3 separate regions of the Homo sapiens genome follow, and all the other regions are linked to region 2. Evidence: read pairs that join two places in POLR2A ChIA-PET (ENCODE). Cell type or tissue: OCI-LY7. All regions are shown on one strand.

What was found. ChIA-PET counts read pairs that join two places held together with the same protein. Peaks named below come from ENCODE experiments on the same cell type or tissue, not always from the same donor. Only the 100,000 strongest peaks of a DNase experiment are listed, where the experiment ranks them.
Region 1: POLR2A ChIA-PET joins it to region 2 with 5 read pairs; 4 of 35 experiments call an interaction of 5 or more read pairs at or near these places.
Region 3: POLR2A ChIA-PET joins it to region 2 with 5 read pairs; 2 of 35 experiments call an interaction of 5 or more read pairs at or near these places.

Annotation. Positions count from the first base shown.
Region 1 is chr12:119,944,797-119,949,796 of GRCh38, reverse strand. It overlaps LOC112268087 (a long non-coding RNA gene), which reads right to left. Exons shown (of 4, transcript XR_002957391.2): 2 at 4,250-4,354. Among named protein-coding and RNA genes, the nearest start is that of BICDL1, 42 kb to the left of the region's middle. In OCI-LY7, no CTCF peak of the experiment used is centred here; no DNase peak of the experiment used is centred here.
Region 2 is chr12:120,005,387-120,010,386 of GRCh38, reverse strand. All of the region lies in intron 2 of BICDL1 (BICD family like cargo adaptor 1), which reads right to left. Among named protein-coding and RNA genes, the nearest start is that of BICDL1, 19 kb to the right of the region's middle. In OCI-LY7, no CTCF peak of the experiment used is centred here; a DNase peak (open chromatin) is centred at 2,906; H3K27ac peaks cover 806 bases.
Region 3 is chr12:119,856,254-119,861,253 of GRCh38, reverse strand. CIT (citron rho-interacting serine/threonine kinase) reads left to right here. Exons shown (of 48, transcript NM_001206999.2): 4 at 3,556-3,731. Among named protein-coding and RNA genes, the nearest start is that of CIT, 19 kb to the left of the region's middle. In OCI-LY7, no CTCF peak of the experiment used is centred here; no DNase peak of the experiment used is centred here.

The DNA.
Region 1 (5,000 bases), 61 kb after region 2:
ATGATATGTCGCTTCTTGAGACACAGACCACTGGCTTCTTTTTTTTTTTTTTTGTAGAGACAAGGTCTCACCATGTTTCCCAGGCTGGTCTCAACCTCCTGGGCTCAAGTGATTCTCCCACCTCAGCCTCCTGAGTAGCTGGGACTACAGGCGTGTACCACCACGCCTGGCTAATTTTTTTGGTGAGATGGAGTCTCCCTATGTTGCCCAGCCTGGTCTTGAACCCCTGGGCTCCAGTGATCCTTCCACCTTGGCCTCCCAAAGTGCCGGGATTATAGGCGTGAGCCACTGTACCCGGTCCAGACCAGTAGCTTCTTGATGCTTCATTCCCTTCAGAAAAAACGATTACAGAATCACAACCTGCTCCGAAGTGTGACAAACCCAACAATCTGTCACCCCAAACGTGCTAATCATGTGGAACAGTAGCAATCAGATTCATGGCTAGCTCCTGTGAAATAGAAACGTGACACTTCAGCGGCTGCCAGGTGGTGCTTAAATAAACTGGGACACTTCACCTTGAAAGCTTTTGGCAAGTGCTGGGAAGTCAAAACAGAAATAAATGATTTAAAAAGCTATACGAGTTGCATAGGAATAGTCAAGTCACATGTCCTGTAATGCCATAGCCTAGTGCTATTGAGCACGTGGATTGTGGCTACACTGTGACTGAGAAACTGAGGTTGGAATTTTATTCAAATTTTATTAATTTTAATTTTATATATATATATATATTTTGAGAAGGAGTCTCACTTTGTTGCCCCCAGGCTGGAGTGCAGTGGCGTGATCTCTGTTCACTGCAACATCCACCTCCTGGGTTCAAGCAATTCTCCCACCTCAGCCTCCTGAGTAGCTGGGATTACAGGCACCCGCCACCATGCCTGTCTAATTTTTGTATGTTTAGTAGAGACGGGGTTTCAACATGTTGGCCAGGCTGGCCTCGAACTCCTGGCCTCAGGTGACCTGCCCACCTCAGCCTCCCAAAGTGCTGGGATTATAGGCGTGAACCACCAAGCCACCACATCCGGCCTATTTTTCATATTTTTTTAGAGACGGGGTCTCGCTCTGTCTCCCAGGCTGGACTGCAGTGGCGGATCAAGGCTTACTACAGCCTTGACGTCCCAGGCTCAAGTGATCCTCTGGCCTCAGCCTCCTGAGTAGCTGGGACTACAGGCATGCGCCATCATGGCCAGGCTAATTTTGGAATTTTTTTTTGTAGAGAGAGGGTCTTACTAAGTTTCTCAGGCTGGTCTTGAACTCCTGGGCTCCAGAGATCTTCCCACCTCAGGCTCCCAAAGTGCGGGATTATAGGCCTAAGGCACATGCCTGGCCCAAAACAAACCATTTTTTATTATTTTATTTATTTTGTTTTATTTTATTTTATTTTATTTTATTATTTTATTAACTTTCTGAGACAGTCTCACTCTGTCACCCAGGCTGGAGTGCAGTAGTGCAATCATGGCTCACTGCAACCTCTGTCTCCCAGGTTCAAGCAATGCTCGTGCCTCAGCCTCCCAAATAGCTGGGATTACAGGCACGTGCCACCATACCCAGCTAATTTTTGTATTTTTAGTAGAGAAGGGGTTTTGCCATGTTGGCCAGGCTGGTCTCAAACTCCTGACCTCAAGTGATCTGCCGTTCTTGGCCTCCCATAATGTTGGGATTACAGGCGTGAGCCAATACACCTGGCCACAAAATGAGCCATTTTAAAATGAACAACTTTATGACATTTAGTACGTTCACAATGTCATGCAACCACCACCTTTGTCTAGTTCCAAAACATTTTTATCACCCCTGAAGAAAACCCCATACTCACTAAACAGTTGCTCCCCATTCTCCTCTCCTCCCAGCCCCTGGCAACCACCAATCTATATTTTGTCTCTATGGATTTACCTATTCTGGATATTTCACATAAATGAAATCACACAATATGTGGCATTTTGTATCTGGCATCCTAGGCTTAGCATATTGTAAATGATTTCCATTTTAAATTACAAAACCTAGGCTGGGTGTGGTGGCTCACGCCTGAGGTCAGGAGTTCGAGACCAGCCTGCCAACATGATGAAACCCCGTCTCTACTAAAAATACAAAAATTAGCTGGGTGTAGTGGCATGTGCCTATAGTCCCAGCTACTCGGGAGGCTGAGACAAGAGAATGGCTTGAACCCAGAAGGCAGAGGTTGCAGTGAGCTGAGATCATGCCATTGCACTCCAGCCTGGGCAACAGAGCGAGAGTCTGTCTTAAACAAACAAACAACAAACAAACCAAAAAAACCACCAAGACTTATCTGGCTAAGTTTGAATGAGTGATTTTTGAGGACAGTGGGGTAGCTATCACTCAGATTAATTATCAGGACCATTCCTTATTGCCTAACCCATGCTTGAGTTTTATGTGATTATGGCTGTAAGTAAAAATTAAAGGAACATTAGGGGTTATTTAATGAAAACAGGATTGCTTAATGAAAACTACATTTTGGCCCCCAAGCAATGTTGTTCTGGCATCTTGTCCACATGGCAGAACACAGTGTGGGTACCCTCTACTGAACATCACCATTGAACGTCATATAGCTTTGGCATCTTGGGCCAGTTAGTACCCAATAAAAGCCAACAGTGCCTGATAGCAAAGATGGTACCCAATGGTACGAGGTGCAGATGTTCTTTGGATAAAGTGGAAATCAACTGAGATAGTCAAAACCAGCAGAAATAGGCCGGGCATGGTGGCTCACACCTGTAATCCCAGCACTATGGGAGGCTGAGGTGGGCAGATCACTTGAGATCAGGAGCTCGAGGCCACCCTAGTGAAACACCATCTCTACTAAAAATACAAAAATTAGCAGTGCATGGTGGCAGATGCCGGTAATCCCAGCTACTCTGGAAGCTGAGGCAGGAGAATCACTTGAACCTGGGAAGTGGAGGTTGCAGTGAGACGAGATTGCACCACAGCACTCCAGCCTGGGTGACAGAGTGAGACTCTGTCTCAAGAAAATAAAAAACAAACAAAACAAAACAAAACAACCAAACCAAAAAACACCCAGCAAAAATAGCAGCATGCCTGGTTAATATCAGTGCATCCAGAACAGGAGGAAAGGAGGAAAAACCCACAAACCTGAGACCGACAAGACTCGTTTCTGTGTGTGATCCTCTCCTGGGCATTCCTGGAAATTCTGACAGGGAACAAACTTTGCAGGAGCCTGGAGTTCTACATTAAATAGCAGATGAAGGCATAGTGCATTGTCTTGGGTTGGGCTCCCCAAGAATCCTTGCTGAGACAATAATTCAATTACAGGCTGTTTATTTGGGAGGTGATCCCAGGAAACAACAGTGTGGGGACAGAAAAATGGAGACAGAGAAAGGAAGTCAGCCAATAAAAGGTCTGTTACCAAGCGGGTTACCACTGTGGGCAGCAGGAGCTCGGTCTCACTGGGGAGCCCTGGAAGACTGTATAGAACATGCCTCAGGGTTATCTCAATGGAGGATAAATATGGAACTGGTTTTTTTTTTTTTTTTTTAGTTTTTTGAGACAGAGTCTGGCTCTGTCGCCCAGGCCGGAGTGCAATGGCACGATCTCAGCTCACTGCAACCTCCGCCTCCTGGGTTCAAGCAATTCTCCCGCCTCAGCCTCCTGAGTAGCTGGGATTAAAGGCGTGCACCACCATGCCCGGCTAATTTTTGTAATTTTAGTAGAGACGGGGTTTCACCATGTTGGTCAGGCTGGTCTCAAACTCCTGATCTCAAGTGATCCACCCACCTTGGCCTCCCAAAGTGCTGGGATTACAGGTATGAGCCACTGCGCCTGGCCAGGAGCTGGGGTATTTATCTAACAACTCCCATCCCTCACTGGGTGAGGGCTATTTCTAGGGACTTGAACTTTCTGGGACTTCTAGGCTATCCTGCTTGCAGACCAGGTGTGCGTCCACAACCAGAACAAAGCCTTCATTCAGAGAGTCACGAGGAACATTCTTTGGCATTTAGAAATGAGTGTTGAGGGTCTCTGGGCAGGGCCCCAATAACATCCACCACACCTGTGATTGCACCAGGCTATGAGCACAGAGGAACTGATCATATTTATCCCTGTGTTAGTCTCATCTCTGGCCCCATTTCAATCCTCACTCTTGTTTTGTTTTTCTTCTTCCTTCTCTTATGTATAATTTATGCTGTCTAGCTATGTTTTATGTATCCTTGTAAGCTGCCTTAAATCTTTTCTGGAACACAACAGGGTATAAGTAAATAAATACTAGTGAGGAGTAACATTTTACCTTTATTTTTGACCATTTCTCCCATTCTGTGTCTTCTTGGAACAGACCCTTATTCATCTGTGCCTAGCATTGTGTTGAGCACATCGAAAGCATTTGACTATTGTTCTGTAAAATAATAGGCAGCACAAAGATACACATAATGGTTTATAAACTGACTCTGTGACCAGACACAGATGCAGAGGCACAGTCCTCTCTGGCCTCTGACTTCTTAAACCCGGTGCCTAGAACAGTGTTTACCACATAGTATAGGTGTCCAGAAAATTTGTGTTGAATGAATTAATGAGACTTATAGGACCTACATTGTATTAGCCCATTTTCATACTGCTGTGAAGAAATGCCCATGACTGGGTAATTTGTAAAGAAAAAGAGGTTTAATGGACTCACAGTTCCACATGGCTGGGGAGGCCTCACAATCATGGCAGAAAGCGAAGGAGGAGCAAAGGCATGTCTTATATGATGGTCGGCAAGAGAGTGTGTGCAGGGCAACTGCCCTTTATAAACCCATCAGATTGGCTGGGTGCAGTGGCTCACACCTGTAATCCTAGCACTTTGGGAGGCCAAGGTGGGCAGATTGCCTGAGCTCAGGAGTTCGAGACCAGCCTGGGCAACATGGCAAAACCCCATCTCTACTAAAAATACAAAAAATTTGCGGGGTATGGTGGCACATGCCTGTCATCCCAGCTACTCGGGAGGTTGAGGCACGAGAATCGCTTGAGCCTGGGAGGTGGAGGTTGCAGCGAGCTAAGATTGC
Region 2 (5,000 bases):
ATAAACTCAATTAAGAAAAATTAGACCTTTCCAAAATAATTTGAAATTGGAGGATAAGGATGATGGTGGCAATCTTACTCAGTATGCATGTATTTGTGAATTTAGTTGATTTTAAATATTGAAAACAAATTGTTTTATTCACCCAGTGAAGCAGTTACAAGCGCAACCAGTTTTACTCAGTCCACCTTACAACTGCATAATACTCTTTAGTTAATAGAAGTGGCATGGAGGCTGCAGGCTGGCGTCTCCACACATTCAGGCAAAGCTGGCAGCACAGGCTGAGGCACTGGTGGTCTTGCGTGTGTTCTACATGACATCTCAAGAGGGTTCATGATGACTATTTTGGTAATGGTTCTTTGGAGTGTTACAAATTTTAAAAACACATTCAAGTTTGCAGAATCCCTGAAGAGCAAACATTTCACAAACCACTGGTCCAGATAGACCAGAAGTTCTCTTTTAGCTCTAAAACACTTATAATAGCACTGGACTATTGGCCCAGATGCCAATGTAGAGAAATGGAGATGATGCTATCTGTGTCAAAACATTACTTGCTTTTCTGTTGATGGTTCATTCACTGGATACAGATATTTTGTTTTTCAAAGCAACAATACTTAGGAACCACAACTATGGGCTAACCAGCATAAGTAACAAAAGAGTATATAGTATGCTGCCAACTTTTTGTCTGCCTGTCAACTCCAACCTTCCTACCATCTGCAATCTTCCTACCATTTACCAAGTACAAAATTTGGGGGCCCCACCTCACATCAGGCAAGGGCAGCTCATTTAAACTCTATTTTTATCTCTCCTACACAATATACCAAGCTGTCTACAAGGATTGAGTGAATCCAGATTTCAAGGTAAAAAGAAAGACTAACTGCCACATTAAGCCAAATCTAGAAGCATGAAAAAGATCTACCCCTACAGTAATTAATCTGAATCTTGGGCCTTCAAACCTCCAAAATTTAGGCCCAATATACTAGAACTTTAGGCGTTCCTCTTTGGAAAAAGAAAACCAGAACTAGATACTTGTAGCCCACACAACCAACCTGAAGACTCTTGAATCAGGCATGGCTCTCTCGGTAAATAATTAAGAACAGGCTCAGCCAGGCGCAGTGGCTCATGCCTGTAATCCCAGCACTTTGGGAGGCCGAGGCGGGCGGATCATGAAGTCAGAAGATCGAGACCATCCTGGCCAACATGGTGAAACCCCATTTCTACTAAAAATACAAAAATTAGCTGGGTGTGGTGGCGTGTGCCTGTAATCCCAGCTACTCGGGACGCTGAGGCACGAGAATCACTTGAACCCAGGAGGTGGAGTTTGCAGTGAGCCGAGATTGCGCCACTGCACTCCAGCCTGGTGACAGAGGAAGACTCCATCTCAAAAAGAAAAGAACAGGCTCAACTAATCAATACAAGAATCTACCAAAAAAAAAAAAAAAACACCTCTATGCCGGAAGAATAAGCAATTACCACCCTAATGTGTTTAACCTACTAATTAGCAATAGCACAATCTGGAAATGCTGGAAAATCTGTCTTCACAGAAGAGAGCTCCTATGTAAAAGGCCCTTTTCTGTTTTAGCTGAAGTGGTCCTCTCAATATACCACTTTTAATCCTTCTAGTACATCCTTAATATAACAAACATTGCTAAGAATGAATTCCAAACATTTGGATTCATTTTACCTAGTGATGTAAAAGGCATCCAAAACAATACCACCCAGCAAATATCAACCAAAAAATCAACCAAATCAATGAGATAGAAATACATATGAAGTGGTTTTTATTTCCAATTGACTACCCATCCTGGAAGATTTACAAAAAGCCAATCCTCAAGCCAGTGGTTAACATGTAACCTTTGCAAGGCCTTGAGCAAGTGTCACCAAACTTCTGACCCTCAGTTTCCTTATCTGCCAAATAAAGAGTAACTATTGGCTGGGCACAGTGGCTCACGCCTGTAATCCCAGCATTTTGGGAGGCCAAGGCAGGTGGATCACTTGAACCCAGGAGTTCAAGACCAGCCCGGGCAGCACGGTGAAACTCATCTCTATAAAAAGTATAAAAAATTAGCCAAGAATGGTGGCTTACAGCTGTAGTCCCAGCCACCTGGGAGGCTGAGGTGGGAGGATCACCTGATCCCAGGAGGTCAAGGCTATAGTGAGCCATGATGGCGCTGCTGCACTCCAGCTTGGGCAATAGAGTGAGATCCTGTCTCAAAAAAAAAAAAAAAAAAAAAAAAAAGAAAGAGTAATTATCATGACTTCCATCACAGGCAGGAATGGGATCAGAAGAGGTCACATATGAGAACGTCCTTTGGAAATTTAAATAGCTGTTATTTGGTTGAGAAATTATCTTGTTTTCATAACTTCTTTCTAGAATAGGATGACTAAAAATTGCCAGCCTCTGTAAACGAAGCAGACTTTTAAGAAAAAAACAAATAATACAGCCCCCACCTCAAAAGGAACAAAAGCCCATTCAGCAATTAAAACTACTTCTGATAACCAGCTGTTGCTCACTGTAAAGTGTTCTAGAAACAAAAATGGTTCTGCATCACTCAACAGAGGCAGAGTGGTGGTGACACTTATGGACACTGTATTAATGTCTTTAACTCCAAGAAAGGAAACTGGGAGAAATGTGCTTCAAGAAGTGTACCAGACGCAGAGTTGCTAATCCAAAATGAGCTGTTTAAAGAACAAGGATCTGTTTACCTTTCAGAGGAAAATTAGTCTTTTCAGAGAAGATTAGTTTCAGCTAGTATGCAAACTGTATTCTTTGTGTGTGGATAAGGCATTAGAGGCTGACTGAGGAAAACAGCTCCAAACAGGCAGGAAACAGACAAAGCATCTGTTTGCATTAACTTCCTCCTACACATCTCACCTCACAGGCATGAACTCAGAAGGTGGTTCTTCTAGGAGCTGAGAGTGTGTACGTGGGGGGTGGGGGACACTCTTGTCTGAATTCAGCTTCCGTCACTGTGAATGAGGAAATTCTTGGTGACAACCTCATGAAAGGTACTAGAACAGAGTCTCAGGTCCTGAGAGAGCTCAGATGGCTGCGGAAATTTAACTCAGTATTTCACCTCAATACAACAGAATTCTCATTTGTTCTACTTATGTGAAACTAACATGGATATGTAAAGGGCATCTCAACCTTAATTATCCACACAGTCTAAGATGAATTATTTGACTTTATATTCCAACCTATCCCTCTTTCCTTCCTCTAGCCTTTGGTCTCTCAAGTTAATGATGCCACTATTCCTCCAGTAGCTCAAGACAAAAACCTAGGAGTCATTTTTGATTATTTTTTTTCTTTAACCTTCCTTCCCACAACCATTTATTCCATTAGTAAGTCTTGTCAGTTCTACCTTCAAAACATATATCCAACCTAACCCGTTTCAACACTTCCATAATCAAAGCTACCATCAACTCTACCTGGGGAGTCGCTTCTTCATCCATCTCTATCCCTCCACCCTCAGCCCGATAATCCATCCTCCTAGAGTAACTAATCTTTTAAAAGTTGTTATCAATCAGGTCATGATGCTCCCCTGCCAAAAACATATCACTGGCTTCCCAGCACACTGACTAAAACCCCTGGTAGCTAGCAAGGCCCTATGAGATCTGGCTGCTGATTACCTCTCTGATCTCATCTCCTAACCCTTTCCAAGCTAACCACACCCCAGTCATAGCAGCCTTCTTTCCACTGTTCTTAGGCTTTTACATGTTGTTTTCTTTGCCAGGAATACTCTTTTGCTCCTTTTTATCCTGCTCAAACTTCACCTCCCCAAAGGTTCCTTCCTGAGAATCCTATCAAAAATTGAGTTGTCTCTACAGCTACCACTTTCTCCTCCTTACCTGGTTTTATTGTATTCATAGTACTATCACTAGCTGATTTGTCTGTTTATGTATTTCCTTCTTTACTGTCAACTTCCTGCATTATTTTCAGACAGGGAATGCACCTTGTTCACTGTAGCATCACTGTTACTCAGAACAGTGACTTCATACATAGTAGGTGCACATTATAAGTATTTGAATGAATGAATGAATGAATGAATTTTTCAAATTGTGAAATACAACATATATAAAGATAAATACATAAAACAAATACGTCTTGCTTAACAAATAATTATAAAGCAAACACCCACATAATTCCCACCAAGGTCAAGAAACAGAACACTGCCAGCTTTCCAGAAGCCTCCTCTCCAGGCACCATTCCATGATGACGGGGATCCTCCCCACCAATCACACACATTCCCCAGGTAACCATTATCTTGACTTTTGTGATGATAATTACCTCAGTTTTCTTTATAGTTGTACTATGTATGCATACAGAATGATAGGTTTTGCACTCTTGATGAAGGTAGATATGAGGAGAGTATAGACTATTAAAACATTCTTGGAGCAATATGATAGTATCTATTAAAAATTTAAATGTACATACCATTTGACCTAGCTATCCTGTTTGTAGGCATCTAACCTAGAAAAATGTGAAGAGTGCAAAAATGTATGAACAAGGATGTTCACTGCAGCAGTATTTGTAACACTAAATCACTATAACCAACACATATGCCCTTCAATGGCATAGCTGTTACATTAGCCGTGGTACCTCCATATGTGCTATATGGAATACTATATACAACCATTTAAAATACTTTAAAAAAAATTCCAAGATATAGTAAGTGAAAGAATTTTAAGAAAACCATTTTGTTTAAAATGAAAGCAAAAACGGCTGGGCGTGGTGGCTCACACCTGTAATCCCAGTACTTTGGGAGGCCGAGGTGGATCACCTGAAGCCAGGAGTTTGAGACCAGCCTGCCAACATGGCAAAACCGCATCTCTACTAAAAATACAGAAATTGGGTAGGCATGGTGGCACTCGCCTGTAATTCCAGCTACTTGGGAGGCTGAGACACAAGAATCATTTAAACCCAGGAGGTGGAGGTTGCAGTGTGCCGAGATTGTGCCACTACACTCCAGCCACCGCACTCTGGGAGACAGAGCAAGACTCTC
Region 3 (5,000 bases), 150 kb after region 2:
CTCAATATTCAGTGCCCACTGGGCCCTTAGATACTGCAGCTAAAAGTGCACAGGGGTGGAGTGATGTGACGGTTTTGGGGTCACAGAAGCAGCTGGTATAGAGAGAAGTTGTGAAGTTTTTTTTTTTTTTCCTGAGACAGAGTCTCGCTGTATCCCCTAGGCTGGAGTGCAGTGGCTTGATCTCGGCTCACTGCAACCTCTGTCTCCCTGGTTCAAGTGATTCTTATGCCTCAGCCTCCCGAGTAGCTGGGATTATAGGCATGTGTCACCATACCCAGCTAATTTTTGTGTTTTTAGTAGAGATGGGGTTTCACCATGTTGGCCAGGCTGGTCTTGAGCTCCTGACCTCAGGTGATCCGCCCACCTGGGCCTCCCAAAGTGCTGGGATTACAGGCCTGAGCCATTGCGCCTGGTCTTTTTTTTTTTTTTTTAAGTAATCATAGGCTTGAATGTAGCCTCTCATCTGTTCACCTTAATAATCCAAAAGCCTTTAGATAAAGAAATGGAGATTTGGAATGGCTTCTCAGAATTCCAAGAGAGTATTGTCATGGTTTTGCCTGCAAAGCACCGTGGTCTGTCTCCTTGTGCAGTTGAGAAAGCTGGTGGTCGCCACTGACAGGCCCAGAGTTATTAAGTTGGACACTGCTTTAAGCAACTTTGTAAACAATCCAAGGCATACTAGAGAATTAGGAGAGATTGGCTTTGTGTATGAGCAATAACAAAATCAAGTTCAATCCAGCAAGTTTTTGGGGAATTATAATTCAAAACTCAAATACTTGATCTGGAAGAAACTTGGAAAGAGGGAAGGAAGACAGGCTTGTTACAGCATTGTCAGGGTAAAAGGAAAATACCGTGCAGCTTTTAATTTTGCTTCTTCATGGCATTCCCCATGTAGGTGCCCTAGATTTGTTTTTTACAGTGGTCACGACTTCATGTGGATCCACCCACCACTCTTGCCTGGTTCCCCAAGGGACCAAGGGAAGGTGTATTCAGGATGATTGCTGAAGTGAGGGGTGGGGTCTGTGGCTGAGAAGACTCTCAATACCGCGGCACTCATTATAAGCCTCTGACACAGGAGATTTCAACTCCACCCGTGCAACAAAGGAACAGGGTGGGCAAGAGTAGTTACAGTTGCAGGCTGAGTGCGATGGTTCATGCCTGTAATCCCAGTGCTTTGGGAAGCCAAGGTGGGAGGATTGCTTGAGTCTAGGAGTTTGAGACCAGCCTGGGTGACATAATGAGACCCTACCTGTACAAAAAAATTTTAAAAATTAGCCAGATTGGTGGTGTGCGCCTATAGTCCCAGCTACTCTGGAGAATGAGGTGGGTGAGGGTCCCTTGAGTCCAGGAGTTCGAGGCTGCAGTGAGTTATGATTCTATGATTTCACCACTGCATTCCAGCCTGGGCGACAGAGCAAGATTGTGTTCTTTTTTTTTTTTGAGACGGAGTCTCACTCTGTCACCCAGGCTGAAGTGCAGTGGTACGATCTCTGCTCACTACAACCTGCACCTCCCAGGTTCAAGTGATTCTCTCCCTCAGCCTCCCGAGCAGCTGAGATTAAAAGCGGCCGCTTGTGTGCAGCTAATTTTTGTATTGTTAGTAGAGATGGGGTTTCATCATGTTGGTCAGGCTTGTCTTGAACTCCTGACCTCAGGTGATCCACCCGCCTCGCCCTCCCAAAATGCTGGGATTACAGGCGTGAGCTACTGCGCCCAGCCATTTGTGTCTCTTAAAAAAAAAACTAAGAAAATGAAAAAAATGACATTGGCCAATTCATTAAAATGCCACTCACTGACTGTGGTATGAAATGGCTTTCCCTTTGATGGACCGAGTCTGTCTCATTGTGTGAGCCACTTGCAGGGCTGAGTATGACTCTGGAATGTAGCTCCTAACCTTATCTGCTGCCCAGCCATTGAAATGGCCATCCCTTCCAGTTCCCAGAAGATTCCAGTGTGTGTTTGGGATTTTAAGACAGTCTCTTGGTCTTCAGTGTGGCATCTTTCTGCCGGATTTTCCAGGATAATTTTGATTATAAGCATTGCATTGCCCTTGGTGTGTAATGCCTGTGTATGATGCTGTTCCCTTGTAACGTGCAGGATTAAATTTTTGGGTCAGCCACTGCTGCTCCCCTTCATTCCTGCAGGTCATTAGAGTCATCGTACATTTAGCGATGTCTCAGATCAGTGTATCTAGAGTGTTAATAAACATGTTAGATTCCAAATCTACTGTCCATTTAATCCATACTTCATACGTTGAGGATCTCTGACTGAAAGATTAGACTTGGAAAAATAATAAGACTGTATGGTAAGAAAACTATAGTTGCAAATCCATTTGGACATGTAGTATGTCAGCCCTGCAGAGCAGATGTCAGAACCCCATTTAGTTCTCTGAGTGCTAAGCCCTTCTGCCCACCACGCTGTTTTTTTTTTTTGAGATGGAGTCTCGCTCTGTCACTCAGGCTGGAGTGCAGTGGTGTGATCTCGGCTCACTGCAAGCTCTGTCTCCCAGGTTCACGCCATTCTCCTGCCTCAGCCTCCCAAGTAGCTGGGACTACAGGTGCTCACCACCATGCCCAGCTAATTTTTTGTATGTTTTTGGTAGAGACGGGGTTTCACTGTGTTAGCCAGGATGGTCTGGATCTCCTGACCTTGTGATCCACCCGCTTCGGCCTCCCAAAGTGCTGGGATTACAGGCGTGAGCCACTGCTCCTGGCCCCCACGCCTTTTTTTTTTTTTGGAGACAGAGTTTCACTCTGTCACCCAGATTGGAGTGCTGTGGCACAATCTCAGCTCATTGTGTCCTCTGCCTCCCAGGTTCAAGTGATTCTTGTGCCTCAGCCTCCTGAGTAGGTGGAATTACAGGCGTGCACCACAACACCTGGCTAATTTTTGTATTTTTAGTAGAGATGGGGTTTCACCATGTTGGCCAGGCTGGTCTCGATCTCCTGACCTCCAGTGATCCACTTGCCTAGGCCTCCCAAAGTGTTGGGATTACAGGCGTCAGCCACCATGCCTGGACCCCTCTGCCCCTTTAAGCACTGCCACATATTAGATCTACGAAGGCTTTATGGATACAATCCAAGGAAGATGAACCTTGGGCTAGTGGGATAAAACTAAGCGCATGTAGTTAGAATGGAATGATCTGGAAACCAGGTCCCAAGTTGGTCTAAATTAGACTCATGTTGACTATGTCACACTGTAAACCAGTCTAAATGCTAATAAGCATGCTTGACCAAACACTGCCCTGCAGCCTTCAGAGAGGAAGAAGGAAAACATAATTTGTATCCTCTCTCCCTATTTTCTGAGTCTATGGGATTCAAATTGTAGCTGCCATGGAAACTGTACTTTGGAATTTCTAGAGCCCTTAATTTTAACTTAACATATAAAAACACTTTTGTACTGATTTTATAATTATTCATGATGGATGAGAAAGTGAATGTCTTTGACAGTGAGGGAAGCTATCCGAATGCTATTTTCTTTTTTTTTTTTCTTTCATAAAGATGCATATATTTGCATGCTTTATTTACCTGGGGCTAACTCTTGCATCTTTTGCAGATTCCGACACCATAGCTGAGTTACAGGAGCTCCAGCCTTCGGCAAAGGACTTCGAAGTCAGAAGTCTTGTAGGTTGTGGTCACTTTGCTGAAGTGCAGGTGGTAAGAGAGAAAGCAACCGGGGACATCTATGCTATGAAAGTGATGAAGAAGAAGGCTTTATTGGCCCAGGAGCAGGTAGGAGGATTTTAACATCATGCTTTTCCACTTTCTGTACCGGAGTGTTCATTGCAAAGACGATAATCTGCTGCACTGGCGTCTAGGATCAAGCACGTTTTCCTCTGTGACTCTATATTTAATTATAGTTGGGGCAAAAAGGTCTCTCATGTTCTTAGCTCATCTTCTTGAACTGATGTTGGCTAATTTTGAAGGCTCACAAATTCCTCTTGATGTATCATGTTTCTATCGTTGTAATTTATTTCAGAACCAAGGTGGCCTTTTAGCTAATGAATTTAAGATGATCTTTTATGACCATTAGCTGAGGACTCAGGATATACATATGGTGGGGTGAATCAGATTGCTTTTGTACACGCTTTAGGTATTTGTGTTGTGGGCATATGGATTTGGTTTTAAAACAGGCCTTTGAAGAAATCAAATAACATTCTTTGTTATGTGGCTAGGGAGTTGCTTGTTTGAGAGCAGGTAGAACGTTATCTTTTTTGTTGTGGTATTTTTCTTTCTTTTAAACAAGGCTACTGTCTCTAGACATATTGATTCATTTGCTGTGTTTTAGAGAGATGGCCGTCAGCCTTGGAATTCAGAGAGTAATTTATTACTTACAGACATTTTAGTGCACATGATATGTCTGATAATGTACCCAGCTCTGCAGGAAGCTTGCAAAAGGAATAGAAGTCCCATGGTTGCTATTTTCAGTGTTTAAAAACAACCTTGGAAAGTGGAGGAAAAATGCAAATGTATAAAGCAGGTGCTTACCAGCTAAAGTATCACAGAAGTGGGAGAGCAATTAGCAAATTAATTAACGATGATGTGAGGGGAGATGTTGTGGGTGAGCAAGGGACAGTTAGGGACAGTTCTCACCGATGGGGGGAAATGTAGGTTCTCGGCAGAGAGAAGTGATGAGAACATGTTGGGTAGAAGTGTGACATTCTGGAGTACTAGAATGCTATGCAAGTGTGTGTGTGTGGGTGTGTGTGTGTGTTCAGTGGTTCAGAACAGACTGGGAAATGGCGAAATGAGGACATTTGGGTGGGGAGGGGGAAATGGGTGGGAAACTCAAGAACCTTTTTTTAAAAAATTGTGGTAAAATATATATAACATAAAGTGTACCATTTTAACCATTTTTAAATGTGCAACTGAGTGGTATTCAGTGCATTCATGATGTTGTACAACCATGACCGCTCTCCATTTCTAGAATTTTTCTATCATCCCAAACAGAAACTCTCTATCCATTATACAATACCTCCCCATTCCCCCAAGAACCAGTTT